Regions from separate parts of the Homo sapiens genome. Here region 2 is linked to region 1. Evidence: read pairs that join two places in POLR2A ChIA-PET (ENCODE). Cell type or tissue: B cell. All regions are shown on one strand. Each heading gives the region's core, and the rest is flanking DNA. Links, peaks and the distances in the headings are about the cores only.

Region 1 (11,565 bases), core at 1,619-9,618:
CCAGGCCATGTCTCCTGCAGGATCCAAGTGCTGTTGTCCCCAGGGTGACCCTGCCTCCTGCTGGGGCCCATCCGCTTTGCTGTGCTGCACAGGCTGTTTTCATCTGCATGGTTTGGGGTCTTTGTCCTTGTGCCTTTTCTTCCCCATCGCCACTGTACAGGATTTTCCACATTGCCCACTGCCTCCTTTTCTACATCGTCTCATCTCCCTGGCCTTTCCCGAGCCCTGTAAATGTGTACTTTTTCAACGTGCCTCCCCCAGGTGAGGCCAGCTCTCCCGGGCACATTCGTCCACAAGGATCAGGCCCCACTTACCCTTGGCTCGCTCAGCCTGTAGACTTGGTAACTTTGTACAGAATCTTTCATTATTGTCTTAAGCATGGGGGGCTAGGACCCACTTAGTCCCTCCTCCAGCCTGCAGCTAATTTAGGAGCCTTGCATTCCAGAAAAGGGCAACTTTGTGTAAAGCAGCTTCTCCCACAGAGCTTTCCCTGCATTGTTAGTGATGTCGGGCAAAGCATCACTCTTTAACCTGGGGCATTGGCCCCAGCAGGGATATCATGGGACCGCAGCCGCTCCGTGCACTGTCTCTGCCCCCAGAGGAAGCCCTGTCCATGGTTCCTGGTGCACGGCCACAGGCCTGCCTTGAGGCCACCACATCTGGTGTCTAGAACAGCTGCGGGCCCCACTTGGGCAGAAGGAAGAGGTGCTAGCTGCTGCCCCTGCCTGCTGTGAACACCTGCCCAGCCCTTCCTTGTCTGCTGAGGTGCTCAGACCAGAGTGCCATTAAATACCAACTGATGTCACGGAGCGGACGGTGCATTGCCAAGGACTCACAGCTGTGGGCTCCCTTCCAGCTCCTCCCACTTTCTTGGCTGGGTCTTCTGAGGCCTACGTGGAATGAACTACACATGTGGCCTCATGCCCAAGGGTTTGTTAGATGGCCTCTGACTCTGTGGGATTCAACTTGACTTTTTTGCCCCAGGAGGCTCTGTCTGGAAACAGGCTTAGCTTTAGTGCTGGGGTGGGACCTGCCCTGTGGGCCCCAGGGAGGGGACAGTGGGGGTGAGGCCCTGAGGCTGTCCAGGGTCTGAGCTCTTTGCCTCCAACCTGCTTCTGCCCCAAAAGGAACAGGCTGTTGGTGGCAGGCTCCTCCCGGGGAGCTGTACTGTACAGACCAAGGTGTAAATAAACAGTTTGCTCTTCTCGCCTGACTGAACCATGAGTTTCTGTGGTTGGGGGAGGGTGGGCAGAAGAGGCCTGGTTCCAGGGCTCACAGGGACAGATGGTCTCCCTTAAAAAGAGCAACCCCCCTGCCCCCCACCAAGTTTGTGGTTCCCAGGGTGGCTGGTGCTGTCCCCCAGGGGCAGGGTGGAGTGGGGCGGTGTCACTCTTCAGTCCCTAGGGGAGAAGACGTGGATCCCAGAAGCCTCTTTAATGCCACCATTCCAGCCACAGGGCTATGATGTTTGGAAACTTTGTCCTTTGTGTGGCTATGTTCTTTCCCACTGAGGTCTTCCTAGGGGTCCAGTGGGGTCCCAGTGCCATGCTCCCTCCATGTCCGCCGCTGTGGCTCCCCAGGGTGACGGCCCAATGCCTCCATTCAGGACTGGCTTCAGACCTGCCAGTGCTTGTCTCTGCCACACCATCAAGTACCAAGGTGGTCCCCAGTTGAGTCAACCAGACCCCTGGATTTCTGCCTTCTGTCTGCTCCTTCCTCTATTACAGGATTCCAGGCATGGAAGTGGCTTCACAGGTGGCCCCGGCCCTCCACCTCCCAGTGCAGGCCCTGGTGCCATGAGTCCTCCAGGGAGGGCAGACAGTTCCTCACTCACTGGACTTAGCCTCCTGGCTCAGGAGACGTCACCTCCAAATCCTGGGAGTGCTGTGTCCTCTTGGATCTTTATTGCCTCTTTCCTCTTTTTTTTTTTTTTTTTTAAAGATGGAGTCTTGCTCTACTGCCCAGGCTGGAGTGCAGTCGCACAATCTCGGTTCACTGCAACCTCCCCCTCCTGGGTTCAAGCAATTCTCCTGTCTCAGCCTCCCAAGTAGCTGGGATTACAGGCACCCAACACCACACCTGGCTATTTTTTGTATTTTTAGTAGAGACGGGGTTTCACCATGTTGGCCAGGCTGGTCTTGAACTCTTGAGCTCAAGTGATCCACCCACCTTGGACTCCCAAAGTGCTGGGATTATAGGCGTGAGCCACCGCACCTGGCCAGTTCCCTCCTTCCTCCTAATATTCCTTCTTTCCTTCCCAACTTAGGCTGCCAGATTTGGCTAGTAAGAATACAGGATGCCCAGTAAAACTTGAGTTTCAGATAAGTAGTCCAACGAGCCTCATCTTTACTTGATTACAAATAGGGTCTTTACATTGCGAAGACCCTGTTTCCAAAGTAAGCTTGCATAGGTATCAGGGCTTAGGACTTCAACATATCTTTTGGGAGGACACAATTCAACTCATAACACCTATTGAAGGAGGTCCTTGGAATTGCCTCAGTTTACCATCCTGGAGAGAGGTGGGAGCGAGCACTGCTGTGTGTACAGGCTGTACCCTCTCCTCTGCACAGGTGTGTTCCCCATTCACCCATTTTGCAGAACATTTCCTTACAGTCCTATTAAAAATGATGTCATCCCTGTGCCCCCTTGAGGCCACAGCACCTGCTAAAGGTGTTTCATTGTTGGATTCCATTGACTCACCAGGCCCTCAGTTAGAGGGCCCTTTAGGGTCATCGGCTGGGCCCAGGCCAAAGCAGATGAATGGGTGGATAATATCTGAGCACAGAAATCACTCAACCCGCCAGCATCATCTACCGAGCACCACTGTGTGTGCCAGGCACTGGGAATTGGTACAGGCAAGGCCTCTGCCCCGTGAAGTCCCCACGCTCCTGGGGGAGGGGAGAGACATAATTCATTTCCAGGGTGATGAGCACTACCAAGAGGAAGATATGGGGGGCTTCAGGAGCTGGGGGCAAGTGGATTGAGCCCACTCAGGCATCAGGTATGGCTTCTCTCAAGGAAGGAGCCTTTCAACAGAGCTCTGTAGGATCTAAGGGAACTCAGACTGTAGGATCTAAGGGAACTGCCATGGGGAGGAGACTTGGAGAAACAGCCCTTTCAGGGTACTAGAGAGGGGGATAGTGGAGGGCTGCAGCCTAGCCAGGTGGTGTAGAGTCTAGGGGGCCAAGGGTGGATCTATCACATTCACTCACTAAGCAGATGCTTTACCAGCACCTAACAGATGCGGGGTGCAGGGGAGGTGCTGGGCTCGTGGCACAGGGAGCCTCTAGAATGTACAAGAGAGGTTCTTAAAACCATCCCACCCCAGCAATTCTGATTCCATTGGTGGGGAGTGGGGCTTGGACACTGGGATGTTTTTTAAAGCTCCCAGGTGATTCCAAGGTGTAGCCAATGGTGAGAATCATGGGGTATAAAAAGGGCACTTAGACTCACCTGAGGAGGCTTCAACTGAGACTTGGAGGAGGAGAGGCTGGCCAGGTAAGGGAGATGGGAGGGCAGGGCGGAAGCAGGAGAGGGAACAGCAGGTGTGGAGGCCTTGCCATGGGGAGGAACTACGAACCAGCTAGCTCAATGGTAAGCGGGACTGTGGGGACTACGCCAAAGCATTTTAAGCTGGGGGTGGCCTGGTCAGGTCAGTTTCAGAGTTGGGTGGTGAGAGGTGAGGGCAGCCTGGACTGGGGTGTGTCTTAGCTGGGACTGACCTGACAGAACACAACAGGCTGGGAGGCTTACACAGACACTTATTTTCTCGCAGTTCTTGGGGCTGGAGGTCCAATCTTGAGGTGCCAGTGGGGCTGAGTTCTGGTGAGGCCTCTCTCCTTGGCCTGCAGACAGCTGCCTTCTCACTGTGTGCTCACAAAGAGCTCATTCTCTACTGTCTCTTTGTTGTCTTAGAAGGACACCAGACCTGTTGGATTAGGGCTTCACCCATATGACCTCATTTAACCTTATTTACCTCCTCAAAAGCCTCATCTCCAAATACAGTCACACTGGGGTTAGGGTGGTGGGTGGTTGCTCGGGTGAGGGAGTCGGACTTCTCACAGCCTTGCTGGGAGGGTCTACGTCAGCTAGGCCATTTCTCCAGAAAATGATCAAGCTACTCCCCAGGGCGGAAAGCCCCTCATTCTTAGAACCAGGCTTCAGGCCCAGGTCCCTTGGGAGCAGCAGGCGGCAGCACCACTAACCACTGGGTCCAGAGACCCATCAGGTCAGCAGCCGGGGTGCTCTGAGAGGGTGGGACCAGTTCCTCTCTTTTGGTTAGTCCAGCTGGTTGTCCACTCTCTCGAGCCCTGGGGAAGAGGATTTGGCCTAATTCCTCCCTCTACCACCCTCCCCTCCCAAATCCCTGAGGCTAACCCAGTGCTTGGCCCACAGAAGGCACCAATGAGGTGGTTATTAGATTGCTTGCACTTGTTTAGGGCTTACTCTAGACCAGGCAGTGTTCCAAGTGCTTTGCATGTCCTGGGTTATCTGTCCCTCACAACTCCCTATGAGGTGGGTAGTATTACAGATGAGGAAACTGAGCCACCACAGGTGAACTCACTGGCCACATGTCACCTGGGATTCAAGCCCAGGCAGCAGGGATTCACCTGGGATTCAAGCTCGGATGGGGCGGGGTCACTGCAGGCTGGGAAGGCAGACAGAACAGTCAGGACACATGCTGAGCCCTGGAGCCTGGGTCCCCTCTCCAGGAACGAGGGGTTGTGACATGAGCACAACTGGAGCAGAGCCAGGAGGTAGGGCCTGCAGCTCTGCTCACAGCCATGCGGGGCAGAAGAGAGGACCAAGAAGGGTGGCAGCTCCACTGTGGCTCAGCCTGGCTGGCTGGACTGTGCCTTAAAGTGGGCTGAGGGGGTCAACCCTGCACCAAGTCCACTGGGAGCGGTTGGGGGCTCCAGGGCCCAGGACCTCTGTAGCCAGCTTGAAGCCAGACCTCCCTGGAACTAACGAGGTGACTGGGATTAGGGCTGCAGGAAGTTCCCCTCACTCTCCTGCCACCCCTGGTTCAGGTCTGGCTCTCACTTCAAACTCCAAGCTCTGACTTTGGTATCAGGCTTTGTCTTAGGCTCCATACTGGTGTGGCCTTTGGGTTTAAAAAGGAGCTAGAGTTTCTGAAAGGCCCAAACCCAGGGTGCAGAGGTGCTGAATTATGAGCCTACTTCCTACAGCCTGCTTGACAGCACCAAGCCCACGGGAGCTTGTGGACTCTCGGCCCTTGCTTTCTAGCCCAGCTGGCCCCTCCAGGGAGAAATACCTTTTCCAGCTCTGCCACCACTTGGCCATGGTTTCAGGGTTGGCTTTCCCAGCTTACCCAGGTCAGCAGGCAGCCCCTGACCAAAAGGTGGACTTTGCCAAGCTCTGGCAGAGCCTGGGCCAGACCCTCAGACCTTGGTTCTGCAGTTGGGGGGCTATGAGCGTGGGCTCTGAAGGCCATCAGGGCTGGAAGGAACGTGGGAGAGTATCTGCTCCAAATACTCCCACTAGTGAGCCCTCAAGATGAGACCATTTTTTGAGGTGGGGCAGAGACAAAGGAGACCCACTTTGTATCTCTTTACATCTTTGTAAAGATTGAACCCAGCCCCAGGACTGAGTTCAATTTGTGTCTACTCTCAAAGTCACAGAGCCAGTGAATGACAGGTGTGATACAGTCTCCAAAGACAAGTACCATGGATTTATTCCCTCCCTGGGTGCAGGCCACTATTCCACTGAGAGGTGAAGTTTATTCTTCACCTCTTTGAATCTGGGCTAATTCTGTGACTGCTTTGATGAATAGATGCAAAAATGCATCACTTGAGGCAGAAGTGACATTCTGGGACTTTTTTTTTTTAGACGAAGTTTTGCTCTTCTTGTCCAGGATGGAGTGCAATGGCGTGATCTCGGCTCACTGGGTTCAGGCAATTCTCCTGCCTCAGCCTCCTGAGTAGCTGGGATTACAGGCATCCACCACCATGCCCGGCTAATTTTTTGTGTTTTTAATAGAGACAGAGTTTCTCCATGTTGGCCAGGCTAGTCTCAAACTTCTGACCTCAGGTGATCCACCTGCCTCAGCCTCCCAAAGTGCTGGGATTACAGGTGAGAGCCACTGCGCCCGGCCCATTCTGGGACTTCTGAGCTCTAACCTTAAGAAGATCAGCAGCTTCTGCGTCCTTCCTCTTAAAATGCACCTTCTTGGAAAACCCAGCTGTGAGGAATCTCAAACAGCCACGTGGAGAACTGAGGCCCCAGCCAAGACTAGCAGGAGAGTGAGGCCATCCCAAATCCCCAGCAACCACCAGATGAAGCAGAACTGCCTGGTCAACCCACAGAGCCATGGAAAACAATAAAGTTGTTATTTTAAGATCTAAATGTTGGGGTAGTTGATTAGACACAGCAGTAGGTACCTGAAACACCAGGGCCTCCAGTTTCCTCTCCACCAGGCTTCCTCTCAGAAGATCCCCCATCCCAGAAGGAATCCAGCCTGGTTGACAGAGCCCAGACCCTGTCTCTAAATAAATGAATAAAGCCAGGCGTGGTGGCTCATGCCTGTAATCCCAGCACTTTGGGAGGCTGAGGCGGGCGGATCACGAGGTCAGGAGATTGAGACCAGCCTGGCCAACATGGTGAAACTCCATCTCTATGAAAAATACAAAAATTAGCTGGGTATGGTGGTGGGCACCTGTAGTCCCAGCTTTTCGGGAGGCTGAGGCAGGAGAATCGCTCGAACCTGGGAGGCGGAGGTTGCAGTGAGCCAAGATCGTGCCACTGCACTCCAGCCTGGCGACAGAGTGAGAATCAGTCTCAAAAAATAAATAAGAAATAAATGAATAAATAAGTGGCCACATATTCTCCAAAAAGTCTCAAGTTGCATTGACTTTCCCTCCTATTAACAGCACCTTAATTTAGACCTTTTCTGGTGGCTGTGAAATTTGATCAAAGGGAAAAGTGTCAGGTGTTACTGTACCAAAGGCAGAAGGGTCAAGCTGGCATTTCATTCCGCTGTTCACTTTAGCAGTGGATAATGAATCTTGCTCAATGTATAATTAACACAGGGCTGTAGCTAATGGCTAACTCTCCCATTTTGTAGATGAGGAAACAGACTAAATGGAGGCTGAAGGGACACTGTACATGGCCTCTGCCAAAGTTACCCTGCATCACTAACTTTTGCCTACTCCATACAAATAACCAGCAGCCCACAAACCTAGAATGGAAAGGTGTGTAAGCTGTATATGGCCTCCTGTATCAATGAACTATTGCTTCTATGTAACAAACCACCCTCAAATCCTAAGGCATACAATGATTTATTACCTTCCTGATTCTGTGGTAGGCTGGCAGTTCCTCTGCTGGGTGTGCCTGGGCTCGATCTTGCAGCTGCATCCAGCTGAGGCATCAGCTGAGCTGGAAGGTCCCAGATGGCTACCTGACATGTCTGGCAGACGGTGCTGGCTGTTAGCTGGAATGACCCTCGGGGCCTCTCAACCTTCAGTAGCTAGACTGCCTTTCTTCCACAGCATTCTCAGGGCAATTTCCTAAGACAGTGGAGGCAGAAGCTGCCTCTCTTGGGGCCTTAAGCTTCAGAACTTACATAACATCACTTTTGCCACATTGTTTTAGTCAAAGCAAGCCCCATGGCCAGCCTGTACCAAAAAGTGGGAGAAGAGACTCCACCTCTAGGTGGGAAAAGCTGCAAAGAATTTGTGACTGCATTTAAGCTATCCCACTTATTTATGAGACGGAGTCTGGCTCTGTTGCCCAGGCTGCAGTGCAATGGTGTGATCTCAGCTCACTGCAACCTTCACCTCCCAGGTTCAAGCGATTCTCCTGCCTCAGCCTCCAGAGCAGCTGGAATTACAGGAACCCACAACCACGCCCAGCTAATTTTTTGTATTTTTACTAGAGATGGGGTTTCACCATGTTGGCCAGGCTGGTCTTGAACCCCTGACCTCAGGTGATACACCCGCCTGGGCCTCCCAAAGTGCTGGGATTACAGATGTGAGCACCGCACCAGGCAACCACCTATTTAAAACTGCAACCCGGGCCGGGCACGGTGGCTCATGCCTATAATCCCAGCACTTTGGGAGGCCGAGGCGGGCGGATCATGAGGTCAGGAGATCGAGACCATCCTGGCTAACACGGTGAAACCCCGTCTCTACTAAAACTACAAAAAATTAGCTGGGCGCGGTGGCGGGGGCCTGTAGTCCCAGCTACTCAGGAGGCTGAGGCAAGAGAACGGCGTGAACCCGGGAGGTGGAGCTTGCAGTGAGCTGAGATAGCGCCACTGCACTCCAGCCTGGGCGATAGAGCGAGACTCTGTCTCAAAAAAAGAAAAAAAGAAAAAAAAACAACAACAAAAAAACTGCAACCTGGCCAGGCGCGGTGGCTCACGCCTGTAATCCTAGCACTTTGGGAGGCCAAGGTGGGCAGATCATGAGGTCAGGAGATCGAGACCATCCTGGCCAACATGGTGAAACCCCGTCTCTACTAAAAAAAAAAAAAATACAAAAATTACCTGGGTGTGGTGGTGCGCGCCTGTAATCCCAGCTACTTGGGAGGCTGAGGCAGGAGAATCGCTTGAACCCAGGAGGTGGAGGTTGTAGTGAATTGAGATAGCGGCACTCTGCTCCAGCCTGGCGACAGAGCAAGACTCCATTTCAAAAAAAAAGCTGCAACTCTCCCCCTCCTGAAGAACATCCTAGCCTCCTTCCCTGCTGTATTTTTCTCCCTAGTACTTCTCACCAACTGATAGACTGTATGTTTTGCTTATTTAAGAATGGAAGCCCCATAAGGGCAGAGATCTGTGCTGCTTAGTTCACCGCTATAGCCCTAGCATTGAGAACAGTATTTGGCACACAGTAGATGCTCAATGATTTGCTGAAGGAATAAATGACTAGGTGCTCTTATGACCACGCTGTATGAAGGTGAGTAAGGCTTGATTCCTGCCCACTTGGAGCTCTGTGTTCCAGAACCAGCTCCTAGGCCTACCCAGCTGAGAAGTGGACCTGGGTGAACCCACAGTGACCCCACCAAAGGGCAACTACAATGTGGCCCAGGGTTGATAATGATTCATAGCAGGGGGTCAGAGAGGAAAGAATTCAAAAATTATTTTTCTTGTTATTTATTTATTTATTTTTTAAATGGAGTCTTGCTCTGTTGCCCAGGCTGGAGTGCAGTGGCACAATCTCGGCTCATTGCAACCTCTGCCTCCTGGGTTGAAGCAATTCTCCTGCCTCAGCCTCCCAAGTGGCTGGGACTACAGGTGCACACCACCACACCTGGCTAATTTTTGTAGTTTTAGTAGAGACAGGGTTTCACCATGTTGGTCAGGCTGGTCTTGAACTCCTGACCTTATGCGTGTCAGTCACAGAGACCAGCCCCGTTTTTGTAAAAGAGACTTTTTTTTTTGAGATGGAGTCTCACTCTGTTGTCCAGGCCAGGGTGCAATGGCATGATCTCGGCTCACTGCAACCTCTGCCTCCCAGGTTCAAGCAATTCTCCTGTCTCAGCCTCCTGAGTAGCTGGGATTACAGGTGCATGCCACCACACCCAGCTAATTTTTTGTATTGTAGTAGAGATGGAGTTTCACCATGTTGCCTAGGCTGGTCTCGAACTCCTGAACTTGGGTGACCCACCCGCCTTGGCCTCCCAAAGTGCCAGGATTACAGGCATGAGCCACTGCAACCGGCCTTGTAAAACAGACTTCTAAAGAGCAGTTTTAGGTTCACAGCAAAACTAAGCAGAAAGCAGAGTTCCCTATATACCCATGGCCGCCGTATCTCCCTAGTCTCCCCTGCCATCAACATCCTCCACTAGAGTGGTACATCTGTTACAACTGATGACCCTGCATTGACACATCATCATCCAAAGTACATAGTTTACACCAGGGTTCACTCTTGGTGTTGAACGTTCTATGGGATTTTTTTTTCTTTATTTTTCCCAGCCCAGAACCCCTCTATGGGTTTTGACAAATATATAATGATATGTATCCACCATTATATCATGCAGAATAGTTTTGCTGCCCTAAAAACTCTCTGTGCCCTATCTACTCATCCTTCCCACCCCTCAACCCCTGGCAACCATTGATATTTTTACTGTTTCCACAGTTTTGCCTTTTTTAGAATGTCATATAATACAGTATGTAGCCTTTTCAGTTTAGCTTGTCTCAGTCCGTTTTGTGCTGCTAAGACAGAATACCATAGACTAGGTAATTTATAATGCACAGAAATTTATTGGCTCGTGGGACTGAAGGCTGGGAAGCCCAAGATCGAGGAGCTGGCATTTGGTGAGGACCTTCTTGCTTCATCAACCCAGAGGCCGGGCAAAGAGAGGGTGGGAAGGCAAACTTCTTTTATAAGAAAACTACTTGCTCTATAATGAACCCACTCCTTTGAGAATGGCATTAATGCATTTATGAGGGTAGTGGCCCCATGACCCAAACACTTCCCACTAGGTCCCATCTCCAAGACCACCACATTGGGGATCAAGTTTCTAACACATGAACTTTAGGGGACACATTCAAACCATAGCAGTAGTATGCATTTTCACTTAGTAATATACATTGAAGATTCTTCTGTGTTTTTTTCATGACTTGGTAGTTCATTTCTTCCTTTTCACAGACTTAATTTTTCAGAGCAGTTTTAGATTCACGCAAAACTGAGCACAAAGTACAGAGAGCTCCCACATACTCTCTGCCCTCCCAACTGCACAGCTTCCCCTGAACAAGAGTTGTGCACTTGTTATAACTGATGAAAAGGTCCACTTTATTTTTTCTTGTGCTGTGTTGTCCAGGCTAGGGTACAGTAGCACAATCATAGCTCACTGCAACCTTGAACTCCTGAGCTCAAGTGATCCTCCTGCCTCAGCCTACCAAGTAACTAGGACTATAGGTGCTATCATGCCTGCCTTGTTTTAGTTTACTTTTTGTAGAGATGAGGTCTCACAATATCGCCCAGACTAGTTTCTAACTATTGGCCTCAAGTGATCCTCCCACCTTGGCCTCCCAAGGGAAGCCTGGGATTACAGGCATGAGCAACCATACCCAGCCTTTTGCCCATTTTTAAGTGAGTTGTTTGTTGTTGTCGAGTGGTAGGAGTCTAAATTTTATTTTGGATAGCAATTCCTTATTAGATATCTGATTTGCAATATTTTCTCCCATTCCACAGATTGCCTTTCATTCTGTTGTTTCCTTTGCTGTGCAGTTTTTATAAAGTCTGACTTGGTCCTATTTGTCTATTCTTGCTTTTGGGGTCATATCTAAAAAAATCATTGCCACATCTAATGTTGTAGACCTTTCCCCCTGTTTTCTTTCAGGATTTTTATAGTTACAGGTCTTATGTTTATGTCCTGAATCCATTTTGAGGTAATTTTTGTATATGGTGCTAGGTTAGGGTCCAACTTCATTCTTTTGCATGTGGATATGCGGTTTTTCCAGCATCATTAGTTGAGTCCAGAGATCCGCCTGCTTCGGCCTCCCAAAGTGCTGGAATTACAGGCGTGAGCCACCGCGCCTGGCCGAGTCCAGAGAGTTTTTAAAAGCATAGAGAGGAGGCCAGACACGGTGGCTCATGCCTG
Region 2 (11,565 bases), core at 1,612-9,611, 130 kb before region 1:
TGCTTGCTATTTTCCCAGTTGATGTAAAGAATTATGCTTGGAATGGATGAGTCTCCACTTGGCCAGGCCTGGTCAGGTGCCCATCCTCAGCGGCAGTCCACCCAAATCACAGAGAATGGGGAGGAGCAGCTCCCCAGAGGAAAATCAGGGTGCACTTACCAGGTGAGGGGCATTGCAACGTTGGGTAGAAAGAAACTCCAGATGTGTAGGAAAACTTAGCCTTTTAGCCCAAGCTCTCTTGGTTCCCACCCTGCACTCAAGGAGCAGGGAGGAGCATTTATTTCTGTGATTCTCCTGGCATGAGGACAGATGCTGGGTTTCTGCAGCCCTCTGCCTCCAACACAGGGTGTTGTACTGGTACACAGTACTGGGTTTATAGTGTGTAACAGGGGCACAGTGTTACTTAACCGACTGGGTGAGTAAACAAATAGAGTGCAAGGGGACCAGCCCGGAACCCAGGAGCCCCAGCTCCTCCTGAGCCCTGCCCCCAAAATCTTGTGATTTGGAAGCAAGTTCCTCTCTGCTTCTTGAGGCTGCTAGATGGTTTGGGAGGCAGGAGGGCTTTGTGATCAAGGACTCAGTGTCTGAACGGGTCAGAGGTCAACTCCCAGATTTCCAGCTTGCCGGCTCTATGACCTGGGATGGGCCTCTGTACTTCCTGGTGCCTCACCTGCGAAATTGGGATGCGATACTGTTCCCCTGAGAGGGTTCTCATGATGCTAATGAAAGAAGGAGGGTGAAGCACTTAGCACAGCCCTTGTGCATCCTAAGCCCTTTACCGAGAGGAGTTATTAGGGTGCACTCTGTGTCTTTGGGGATATTTAGAAGAGGAAGTTCTGCGCTGGTTATAGATTATTTGGGGCTCTTGTGGGGATAGGGATAAGTATCCAAGTCCATAAGTCACTGGGATTGTGCGCTTGCTGCTGCCACCACGTGGTCCCAGGATGATGAGGATGATGATGATGATGAAGGAGAAACATACCTGCACCTGCGGCTGCAGATACAGGGGTAAATTGAAAAGGTGGTATTGCATAGTAGAAAATAGTGCAAGTTGGGCTGGGTGTGGTGGCTCACGTCTGTAATCCCAGCACTTTGGGAGGCTGAGGTGGGCGGATCACTTGAGGCTAGGAGTTGGAGACCATCCTGGCCAACATGGTGAAACCCTGTCTCTACTAAAAATACAGAAATTGGCCAGGCATGGTGGTGCGCACCTGTAGTCCCAGCACTGCACCGAGGGGGCTGAAGGGGGCGGGGGCATGGTGTCACACCCTTGGAGGGGCTGGGACTGCTGTGGGCTGAGTCTGCCTGGGAAGGGGTGATGGCACAGCCCTTCTGTTTCCACTGTTGCTGCTGGGAATATTCCCACTGCCACCACCTAACCACCTTTCTGCCAGCCTCAGAGGGCATGTGCCAGCTCCAAGACCAGGGCCCTGGTTGAAGACCAGCTCCTGCCACTCCCTGCTGGGTGAGGTCCACCAGCCGCCCAATCTGGATTCCCCTCTCAGGGTCTCATCATCAGAATCTCCAGGGGAGGCCCTGGAAAATGCAGCTTCCAGGGTCCCACCCTGGTGAACAGGCTCTGCAGATCTGTGTTGAGATGACAGGATGAGAATCCCTCCCATCTTTCCACCCTGGATGGCACACGGTTTAATGGAGGATGCGTAGGCCCTGGATCAGAATGCCAGGCTCAAACCTCACTTTCCAGGCCGGGCGCGGTGGCTCACGCCTGTAATCCCAGCGCTTTGGGAGGCCGAGGCGGGTGGATTCCAAGGTCAACAGATCGAGACCATCCTGGCTAACATGGTGAAACCCCGTCTCTACTAAAAATACAAAAAAATTAGCCAGGCGTGATGGCGGGCGCCTGTAGTCCCAGCTACTCTGGAGGCTGAGGCAGGAGAATAGCGTGAACCTGGGAGGCAGAGGTTGCAGTGAGCCAAGATCGCACCACTTCACTCCAGCCTGGGCGACAGAGTGCGATTCCATCTCAAAAACAAACAAACAAACAAACAAACAAAACAACCTCGCTTTCCTCTCTTCTAGCCCAGAGATCCCAGCTAAGTCCCTGACTCTCTGGAGCTTTGGTTTTCTGGTTTATTAAGTGAGGCCAGTAACTTCCCTCCAAGGGCTCGCATGAGGATAAACCAGGGGAAGGGTGTGTAGGTGCCACACGCCTGAGTCCTTTCTGATACCCAGGACTCTGTTACACTGGTCCTCCACCCCAGGCCTCTGAGCTACTTTCTTTTGGGAAAGAGGTTTAAATTATAAATAAGGGCCTCAATCATGGATGAGGCCTCTTGCCTCCTGCCGTGCTTGCTGGAAAAGAACTTTGCCTCTGCAAAGAGCGTCTACAAAATGAGTAGACTCAAGACCTCCCCTGTGGCCCTTGGCCCTGCCATACGGGCCCTGAGGAATTTGCTGAGCTGCCTGGGGGTGCCTCCCATGAGGACAGCTACTCAGACTGCAGGGCGTCCTTCCGAGGAGAAGGTGCAGTTGCAGCAGAGAGGAAGCGAGGGCTAGAAAGCCTGAGACATAGACAGCCCCTCTGGCCATCGTCCTTGCCTCAGTCGGGGCTCTGGGAGGGCCGCAGCCAGGCTGGGTAGGACCGAGCATCTCATGAGGGGCCGTGTGAGGTTCACTTGTTCTGTTTGGGGATGCTGAGTTCAATCACCTGGGGAGCAGCTTGGTCCTGGGAGGACCCACCAGAATTTCTCCTCCCCAAGTGAGTGCATCAGTGCTGGCAGCTGAACCCACGAGCTGCAGGCAGGGGTGTGGAGCAAGTGAACCTAGACAGTTCATCCTCTAGGGGTGACTGCGCACACCACCACCCTCCTCTCACACAGATGCCGGTTTTGCCATGGAAATGGCCCATTTAATGTCCTGTGCAAGGGAGAAAAGCTCTAGATCCCCAGAGCAGGGGTCCCACCCGTGTCCAGCAAACAGAGGGAGGAAAGGGTATTCTGATCCAGCAGTTGGTCAAGCAATGTGGAAATGGAGCCCGCTCCCCCTTCACTTTAGTCCAGGAAAGCCTCCGGGTAAAAATGCTGACTCCAGCCTAACCTGTCTCAAACTTACGGATTTCAGAAACCTTTCTACATGTAACACATTGACACTCTCTAAGAAATGCCATCCTGGTGATCTTGGGTGAAGGACTCAACCTCTCTGGGTCCCACTTGCTTCATCAGTGAAACTGGAACCTTAATCCCCATCCTGCCCTGTCCCATCACAGGGACCACGGATAGGAAGGGGCGGGGCCACCTTAATCTCTGCTGCCCACAGAGCCTGGGAGCTCCTCTTGTCCCCAGCCCCTGGCTAGACCTGGCCCAGGAAATGTACGTGAACACCAGTGAGTCCCAGGGAGCAGGCAGACACCAGGCGCAGATAGGTTTCAGGTCCTCTGCCAGGGCTACAGGCTGCACCTCCCCTGGGATCCAAGTGGGGTTTCCGTGGTGGAGAGATTGACCAGTGGGCAGTGAGGTGAGGAGCAGTACCTGCCCCATTTCACAGGCAAAAAAACTGAGGCTCAGAGAGGTCGGGGTCTGCCAGGGCCTCATGGTACGTTTGAAATTCCATTATGGGATTCCCAGAACAAGTCGCCCTTCTCACTTGCCATCTTGTGTTGTACTGACAGCAACAGTGGAATTTCTGCCTGGAGCCACTGTATTTTGCTTTGTTTCTGTAGCTAAACCTCAATTTACTGAAAGGCCATGAGGTGTCCTGGTTAACTCATTTTCTGGGGAATGGAGGGAGGACTGGCGGGAGCTTTTCAGTTTGAGTCTAGTTGAAGTGTCAGAGCTGGGGAGCTCGGCATGTTTCGGATGGGGCGGGATAGATGGGTTAGAGGAGGCAGGGTCCAGGGACCACAGCTCAGAGTGGCCCAACTCCTGCAGGCCAGCACCCCCCTTTGATGAGCAGACATTCCCATGTAACCTTAAATAATGGGTCTAAAGCCAACCAAAGCCCACAGCGAGCAGCGCCTTTCAAACTATGCTGAGAGCCAGAGATGTCAACAGAGGGCCTCACACGGAGGGCACGGAGGGAGCTGTCCTTCCATAGGCCCCCCGAGAAGAGAGTGTCTTCCCTCTTCCCCCGCCCCCATATTTAGCCTCCCCCTGCCCTCCAGCCACTGAGAACAGCTGGTGGTTCCTCAGACCCTTCGAGCACCTCTACGGCCTGGCCTTGGCTACCCTCTCCCTCCTCCCTCCCTTTTGCTCACACCAACGCCCCGCTTCTTGAATTCCCATTCCCCACACCTGCTGTGTCAGTTCTTCCACCTGCAGTCCAGCATAACCCCCTCCTCCTCCAAGGCCCTTCCACATCTCCCAAGCCCTCTGGGCTGTCTGTCTCCTCTGGGCCCCAAAACTGCAAGGATTTGGGGTAACACCTTCGAGGGGGTTACATTGTGATGGATTCTGTCTTATCTTCCCCTACAGTGCTATCAGCAGTTTTTCAAAAGAGTCATAAGAGTTTCATTGAGTTTTTTTCCCCGAAGTTTAAAAATGATCCAGTTCATATTTTAAATTCAGCCAGTTAAAAATTGCTGGAAGAAGAGGTGCAACGACTGGCTGTCCCAGCTCATGAGGTTCACGGGTGTCCGCAGCTTCCTGACCAGCGTCCAGGCATGCTCTGCCTATGAAAGCCTCATTTATCCCGAGCCTGCTCTGTGTCAGCTGCCAGGCTGTCTTGATATGCCATCCCCTCTCAGTCCTAACACATGATGAGGCAATGATGTTGCTCAGGGAGGTTGAGTCATCCACCACTGGTCACACAGCTGGGAAATGGAGGAGGTGGGATTCCAGCTCAGCAATGTCTGCCTCCAGAGGCTGGGAGCCACGCTACCCTGCCTCTGGGCGTGTGGCAGTATTAACAGTCACCTACACACTTTTATGCTATTCCCGAGGCTATTTTTATTTCACTCAAAAATAACTCCAGGACATCTGTTCCTTCCCTGGGAGCTTCCTGGGAGCCTCTCTGTCTCCCCACAGGCCAGTCAGTCTGGCTGAAGAGCTGTGGAAACATTTGCAAAAGGAACGGACAGATGGGCGGATGCCTGCAGAGGCCAGTCCACTTCAGAGACCACCCAGGCTTCTGTCACTTTCGCTCCTATTCAGACCCCAAACAAAGCCCTTGTGGGTGGCCGGAGGGATTCTGTCAGCCCAGACTCAGGCTGTGAATGAGGGGCCACCTGATGACACTCAGATGGATGGAGGTGTTGGCGGTCCCATAAAGGAAGATGTCTCCAGCTGTGGCGGCTGGGACAGCGCTTCCCAGGAGGCGGTGGCCTGGGTACCATGTCACTGGGCCATGGTGCTGGCCAGCCCTCTGGATGTCTAGCCACCCTGGCCAGAGGCACTCCAAAGCCGCACAGGCCCTCTCCACCTCCCCTCCCATCACCACCTTTTATCCCAGTGGGTCCCTGAGGCGGGGTCCTTCATTGGGCAGGGGCCCTCCAGCTGTGAGAACCAGGAAGCAATGCAAAATAACTTACATGCTGAGGCAAGTGTATTCTTCCTTATAACACAAGGGTCCAAGGTAGGGCAGCTCCAGGGCTGGTTCCTCAGGGGCTCAGAGGCACCAGCTAGGACCCAATCCCCTTCCATTGAGCTTCCCAGCGTTGACCCAAGAGGGCATCCCTTCTCCAGCAGGGGAAGCAGGGAGGGGACAGCTTCCTGTTCATGGGCCCCACCCTCCAGAGACAGCCTCTCCCAGAGCCCCCTGCAGATGTCTTCTCATGGCTTATTGGCCAGAGATGTAGAACATGCCTTTGCCTGAACCAATCACTGGCAAGGGGGAAGAGCCCCCCGGAACTGGCTTGGTCCAGTCAGAACTCATGCTCCAGGTTGAGTGGCCCCAGGCACCTGGTCAGACAGGAGGTGGGCACCTCAGGCCCAGGGGGCGCTCTACGTGGACAAAGAGGAGGGGAGGGGCAGGATAGTGGTGACTGACGAATCTGCCTCCGTTCTTGTCATTATTTCTTGACTTTATAGAAGAGGGGAAGTAAAAGGCTCGGAAGAGAGGTTGAGTAATTCCCCAGGGCCACACCCACTCCAAGGTCCCCAAGCCATTTACTTGTTCCGTGGTGAAGCTCCAGTAAATGGAGGCATTTTTCTCCCAGTCCTCTGACCCCGTCTGCTTCTCCACTCTGGTTTTCTTCTCTTCCTCCCCCCAATCCCCATGCCCACCCCAAACATGCCTGAAAGCATTACGATCATAGAGACTTCAGAGCTGGAAGAGACATTCAATATTAATGTTATCCAGTGCTGTCATTGTCCAGATGGGGAAACTGAGGCCGAGAGAGGGGAAGGAGCTCAGCGAGACCACTCAGTAAAGCAGTCTGTGGTGGAGCTGGGACTGGATGGAGGGCCCAGGAAGCACAGCATCCCTGAGATTCTCAGAGGGTCTCAGGGACCACCCTACTTTCTCACCTCAGCCCCCCTGCGGACGGTCTCCGCAGCCTCCCAGCTGGCTGGTGGCCCCTCTGCCTGTCCCTTCCCGGGGGAAGGCTCACCCTCAGGCCCCCTTTATGCATCTTTGCACCTGGCACATCCATGGCACTCTGCAGCCTCTGATGTCCTTGACTCATAGTCTGATCTGATCGTCACAGCGGTCCTGTGAGCTGGTCGGAAGTGCATTATAGATACAGAAACTGAGGCCCAGAGAGGCAACAGGGCTTGCCCGAGGTCACGCAGTGGTACCTTATCGAAGCCCAGGCAGAGCCCGCTCTCTCGGCATGCGACCTGTGCAGTCACTCAGGGATTAGTGCTCTGGGGTTGCCTTCTTGAAATTCGTGGTAATGTTCCCCTTTGCCCTGGGCGCCACTAATTGCGGAGCTGGTCCTGGGCCCGGGGCTCCTGACTCCTCCAGGATGCTTTCCACAACCACATACCCCCTCTACCAGTGGCCTACCCAGGGTAAGTCTGACTGATTCCGTGGGACAGCCCTTCACATGGAGGGGAGCGGGCTTAGGGAGTGGGAGCAAGACAGTGGGATGTTTTGGCCTGGGCTCAGGGTGCAGGAACTGGAAGGACCCACTTTGGAAATGCCTCCCTCATCCCTTGTCTCAGGCCGGTGTTGCTGAAGTTCTTGCCTGGCTCCCTTCCCATCCTGGCCTCAGAATTAATGGAGAGGGCCAGTGGCGGCCTGTGCCCTTTGTCCCACCGGCCGGCCTGGGGGTGGCGGCTCCAGAATACAGGGTCCTATTGTGTGCCCTGATGTCAGGCAGCTGGACTGCTGGGAGTGAGGATAAACAAGCAGCTGGAGCATCTCGCCTGAAGCCCCAGGAGAGGGCCAGAGCCCCTGCAGCAGCAGGAGAAGGGGCCAGTCTGAAGAGGGACAGAGCTAGGGGCAGTTGGATTCCAACCCTGCCTGCTGTGCGGTGAGGCCAGCACAGCAACAGGGTCCACTGCTGTAAGAGGGGAATGACTGGCGGTTTGGCTACTTCACAGGGCTGCTGGGAGTGATGCACTTGAGTGCTTCGAAGGCTGCCTGACACCAGCCAGCTCTGCCGCTGTCAGCACTTGCCCCTGTGCTTCCTATCGCCCATATTCAGGATAAAGCACATACAGGCCCTTTGCCTGGCTCGTAAGCCCTTCTCTTTCAGGCCTGTTCCCTCTCTCTTTGGCCCCATCTCTTGATGACGCCCCCTCCCCATATTCCTTCCATCCACCCCAGACCCCCTGCGTTTGCCAGCATTGCCCCCTCTCCCTCTCCTGTTCCCTCTTGCTGCCCTTCACGTCCTTCCCCACTGTCCCCCTCACCTGGCCAGCTCCTAGCAGGAAACCCTGCAACTGGTCCTGGGATTTACGATGCCTCCGGTACCCCAGTGTCCTCACAGGTGTCTCCTGACTGTAAGGCCTCCAGAGTGGCCACCCCTGAGCAAGGATCTGGCCCCAGCACCTGCCTCACCTCCTCCAGAGGGTCCCTTCCCCAGAAGCACTGCCAGGGAAATCTAGGCTCCACGTGGGTTCAAAAGGCACTTCCCGGCCTGCTGCAGGGAGTCTCCAGGTGCCCAGACCTGCCACTGTCTTTGTAGGCCCCTCTCACCCCACAGGCACTGTCCTTTCCCCTCTTTTCCCATCTGTCTTCTATTGTGGCTGCTAAAACAGCATAAAAATGCTGGGGAGTTTCAACTTCACCCTACTCCAAGCCAAGCCCTGAAACCCCTTTTGTGGATATAGACGATGTCAGGTGCCCAGCCAAGCCCAGGTTAGTGCCTGGGGTAGCAGGAATTGCCACTCCGATGCCCATGGGGGCCAGGAAGGAATGCAGCCTAGGTGGGGCTGCGGTGGGGAACTACTTGAGATTTGGGGGTTCCCATAGACAGCTGGGGAGCAGAATACATTCCCTTTCTAAAGAGTGTGCTTGAATTCAGCTGTCGCTCATTGTTGCTGTGGGGGAATATGGGACCTGTATTGCCAGATCTGATTTTTCAAGAAAAGCCAGGGGCTGGGCATGGGGGCTATGCCTGTAATCCCAACACTTTGGGAAGTCAAGGCAGGAGGATCACTTGAGGCCAGGAGTTCAAGACCAACCTGGGCAACATAATGAGACCCCATCTCTACAAAAAATTAGCCAGGTGTAGTGGTGTATGCCTGTACTCCCAGCTACTTGGGAGGCTGAGTTGGGAGGATCCCTTCAACCTGGGAGGTCGAGGCTGCTGTGAGCTATGATCATGCCACTGCACTCCAGCCTGGGTGACAGTGAGACCCTGTCTATAACAAAAATAAAAATAGGCTAGGCGTAGTGGCTCATGCCTGTAATCCCAGCACTTTGGGAGGACAAGGCGGGCGGATCACCTGAGGTCAGGAGTTCGAGACCAGCCTGGCCAACATGGTGAAACCTCGTCTCTACTAAAAATACAAAAATTAGCTGGGTGTGGTGGCAGGCACCTGTAATCCCAGCTACTCAGGAGGCTGAGGCAGCAAAATCGCTTGAACCCGGGAGGCGGAGGTTGCAGTGAGCCGAGATCGCACCATTGCATTCCAGCCTGGGAGACAAGAGTGAGACTTCGTCTCAAAAAAATAAAATAAAATAAATAAAAATAAAAATTTAAAGTCAGATATCCAACTTTGTATGTGCAGTTCCCTTGATTTTTTTTTTTTTTTTTTGAGACAGGGTCTCACTGTGTCACTCAGGCTGGAGTGCAGTGGCACAATCACAGTTCACTGCAGCCTTGACTTCCCGGGCTCAGGTGATTCTCCCGCCTCAGCCTCCGAAGTAGCTGGGACTACAGGCGTGCACCACCACACCTGGCTAATTTTGTTCATTTTTTGCAGAGACAGGGTTTTGCCATGTTGCCCAGGCTGGTCTGGAACTCCTGAGCTCAAGCGATCCTCCTGCCTTGACCCACTCCCAAAGTGCTGGGGTTACAGCTGTGAGCTACCGTGCCCAGCCAGTTCCCTTGATTTTTAAAGAAAAATTTTAAAAAATTGTTTTTACTTTACATACAGTAAAATTCGCTTTTTGGGGGTGGGGGAAGAAGTGTCACTATTTACATAGACTCCTGTGACTCCCACTGCCATCAGGGACAGAACGGCTCATCCCCCAAATTCTCTCCGGCTGCTCCTTTGTCTTCAGTCCCTCCTCCTCGCTCTTGGCACCCACTGATCTGGCTTTGTCACTATGGTTTTGCCTTTTGCACGTAAATGGAATCATACAGTTTGTAACCTTTGGGAGTGGTTTCTTTCCCGTAGCATAATCATTTGTTCTTTTTGGTTAGGGAACACTTGCTTATCCATTCACTTGTTGAGAGACACTGGGGATGTTTCTAGGTTTGGGTGATTATGTGTAATGCTGCTGTGGACATTTTTGTGCAGTTTTGTGTGGGTGTGTGTGAATGTAAGTTTTCATTTCTCTAAGATAAGGAAGGATAAGGAAGTTCCCTTATATTTCTACTTTGTTGAGAGTTTTTTTGTTTTTTTTTTTTGGTATCATGAATGGATGTTAAATTTTGCCACTTGATTTCTCTGCATCTTTTGATAGGTTTTTCTTCTTTGGTCATGTTTAGATTACATCCATTAGTTTTCAAATGTTGGGCCAGCTTTGCTGAATAAACCCCATTCGGCTGCTTGTCTTGTTATATTTTTCATATATATCTCCTGGATTCGATTTGCTAATATTTTGCAGAGGCTCATTGCATCTGTGTTCATGAGGGATATTGGTTTGTAGTTTTCTTTTTTCTTTTTTTTTTTTTTTGAGACTGAGTCTCACTCTGTCGCCCAGGCTAGAGTGCAGTGGGGCGATCTCGGCTCATTGCAAGCTCCGCCTCCCGGGTTCACGCCATTCTCCTGCCTCAGCCTCCCGAGTAGCTGGGACTACAGGCGCCCACCACCATGCCCGGCTAATTTTTTGTATTTTTAGTAGAGACGGGGTTTCACTGTGTTAGCCAGGATGGTCTCGATCTCCTGATCTCATGATCCGCCCACCTCAGCCTCCCAAAGTGCTGGGATTACAGGCATGAGCCACTGCGCCCAGCAGGTTTGTAGTTTTCTTATATTGCTTTTGTTTGGTTTGGGTAACAGGGTATTATTGCTGGCCCCATAAAACGAGTTGGGAAGTGGCTCTTCTATTCTCTGGAAGAGGTAGTGTAGAATTTATGTATATTTTCCTTAAATACTTAGTGAAATTATCTGGTCCTGAGGTTTTCCTTTTTGGAAGGATATAAATTGGGAAATTAATTTCTTTAATCACTCAAGGACTGTTCAGATTATCTATTTCTTCTTGCATGAGTTTTGGTAGTTTGTGTTTTTCAAAGAATTGGTCCATTAGCTCATCTAAGTTGTAGAAATTATGTGTGTAGAAGTGTTTCTAGTGTTCCCTTATTAGCCTTTTAAAGGATGTAAGACTGTAATGATATCTCTGTTTTCTTTTTTTTCGAGACAAGGTCACACTCTGTCACCCAGGCTAGAGTGCAGTGGTGTAATCAAGGCTCACTGCAGCCTTGACCTCCCTGGCTCAAGCGATCCTCCCACCTCACCCAACCCCGGTAGCTGGGACCAGAGGCATGTGCCACCATGCTTGGCTAATTTTTTTAATCTTTTGTAGAGATGGGGTCTTGCTATGTTGCCCAGGCTGATCTTGAATGCCTGGTCTCAAGCGATCCTCCCACCTTGGCCTCCCAAAGTGCTGGGATGACAGGTGTGAGCCACTGTGCTCAGCCTCATTTTTTATATTGGTGATTTGTATTCTCTCTCTCTTTCTCTCTGTCATTCTGGTTAGAGATGCATCAGTTTTGTTAATCTTTTCAAAAAAAAAACCAGATTTGGGTTTTGTTGATTTTTCTCTACCAGTCTCATTTTTAATTTTATTAATTTCTGCTCTTATCTTTATTATTTCTTTCCTCCCTTTTGCTTTGGGCTTGAATTTTATGGTATTGTATTTTCATTTTCATTTAGTTTAAATTATTTTTATTTTCTCTTGAGACTTTGGGGCTGGGTGCGGTGGCTCATGCCTGTAATCTCAGCACTTTGGGAGGCCGAAGGGGGTGGATCACCTGAGGTCGAGAGTTCAAGCCCAGCCTGACCCATATGAAGAAACCCCATCTCTACTAAAAAATACAAAATTAGCCAG

Evidence for each region. ChIA-PET counts read pairs that join two places held together with the same protein. Peaks named below come from ENCODE experiments on the same cell type or tissue, not always from the same donor. Only the 100,000 strongest peaks of a DNase experiment are listed, where the experiment ranks them.
Region 2: POLR2A ChIA-PET joins it to region 1 with 11 read pairs; 2 of 35 experiments call an interaction of 5 or more read pairs at or near these places.

Annotation. Positions count from the first base shown.
Region 1 is chr17:31,537,005-31,548,569 of GRCh38, forward strand. It overlaps RAB11FIP4 (RAB11 family interacting protein 4), which reads left to right. Exons shown (of 15, transcript NM_032932.6): 15 at 1-1,207. Among named protein-coding and RNA genes, the nearest start is that of TRT-CGT4-1, 7.3 kb to the right of the region's middle. RefSeq lists enhancers at 1,386-1,455, 4,647-4,696. In B cell, for the core only: no CTCF peak of the experiment used is centred there; no DNase peak of the experiment used is centred there; H3K4me3 peaks cover 197 bases; H3K27ac peaks cover 33 bases.
Region 2 is chr17:31,409,378-31,420,942 of GRCh38, forward strand. All of the region lies in intron 1 of RAB11FIP4 (RAB11 family interacting protein 4), which reads left to right. LOC124903977 (a long non-coding RNA gene) reads right to left here and starts at 5,723. Exons shown (of 2, transcript XR_007065706.1): 1 at 5,486-5,723; 2 at 4,880-5,004. RefSeq lists enhancers at 2,076-3,041, 4,972-5,935, 6,411-7,251, 7,252-8,091. In B cell, for the core only: no CTCF peak of the experiment used is centred there; a DNase peak (open chromatin) is centred at 5,894; H3K4me3 peaks cover 301 bases.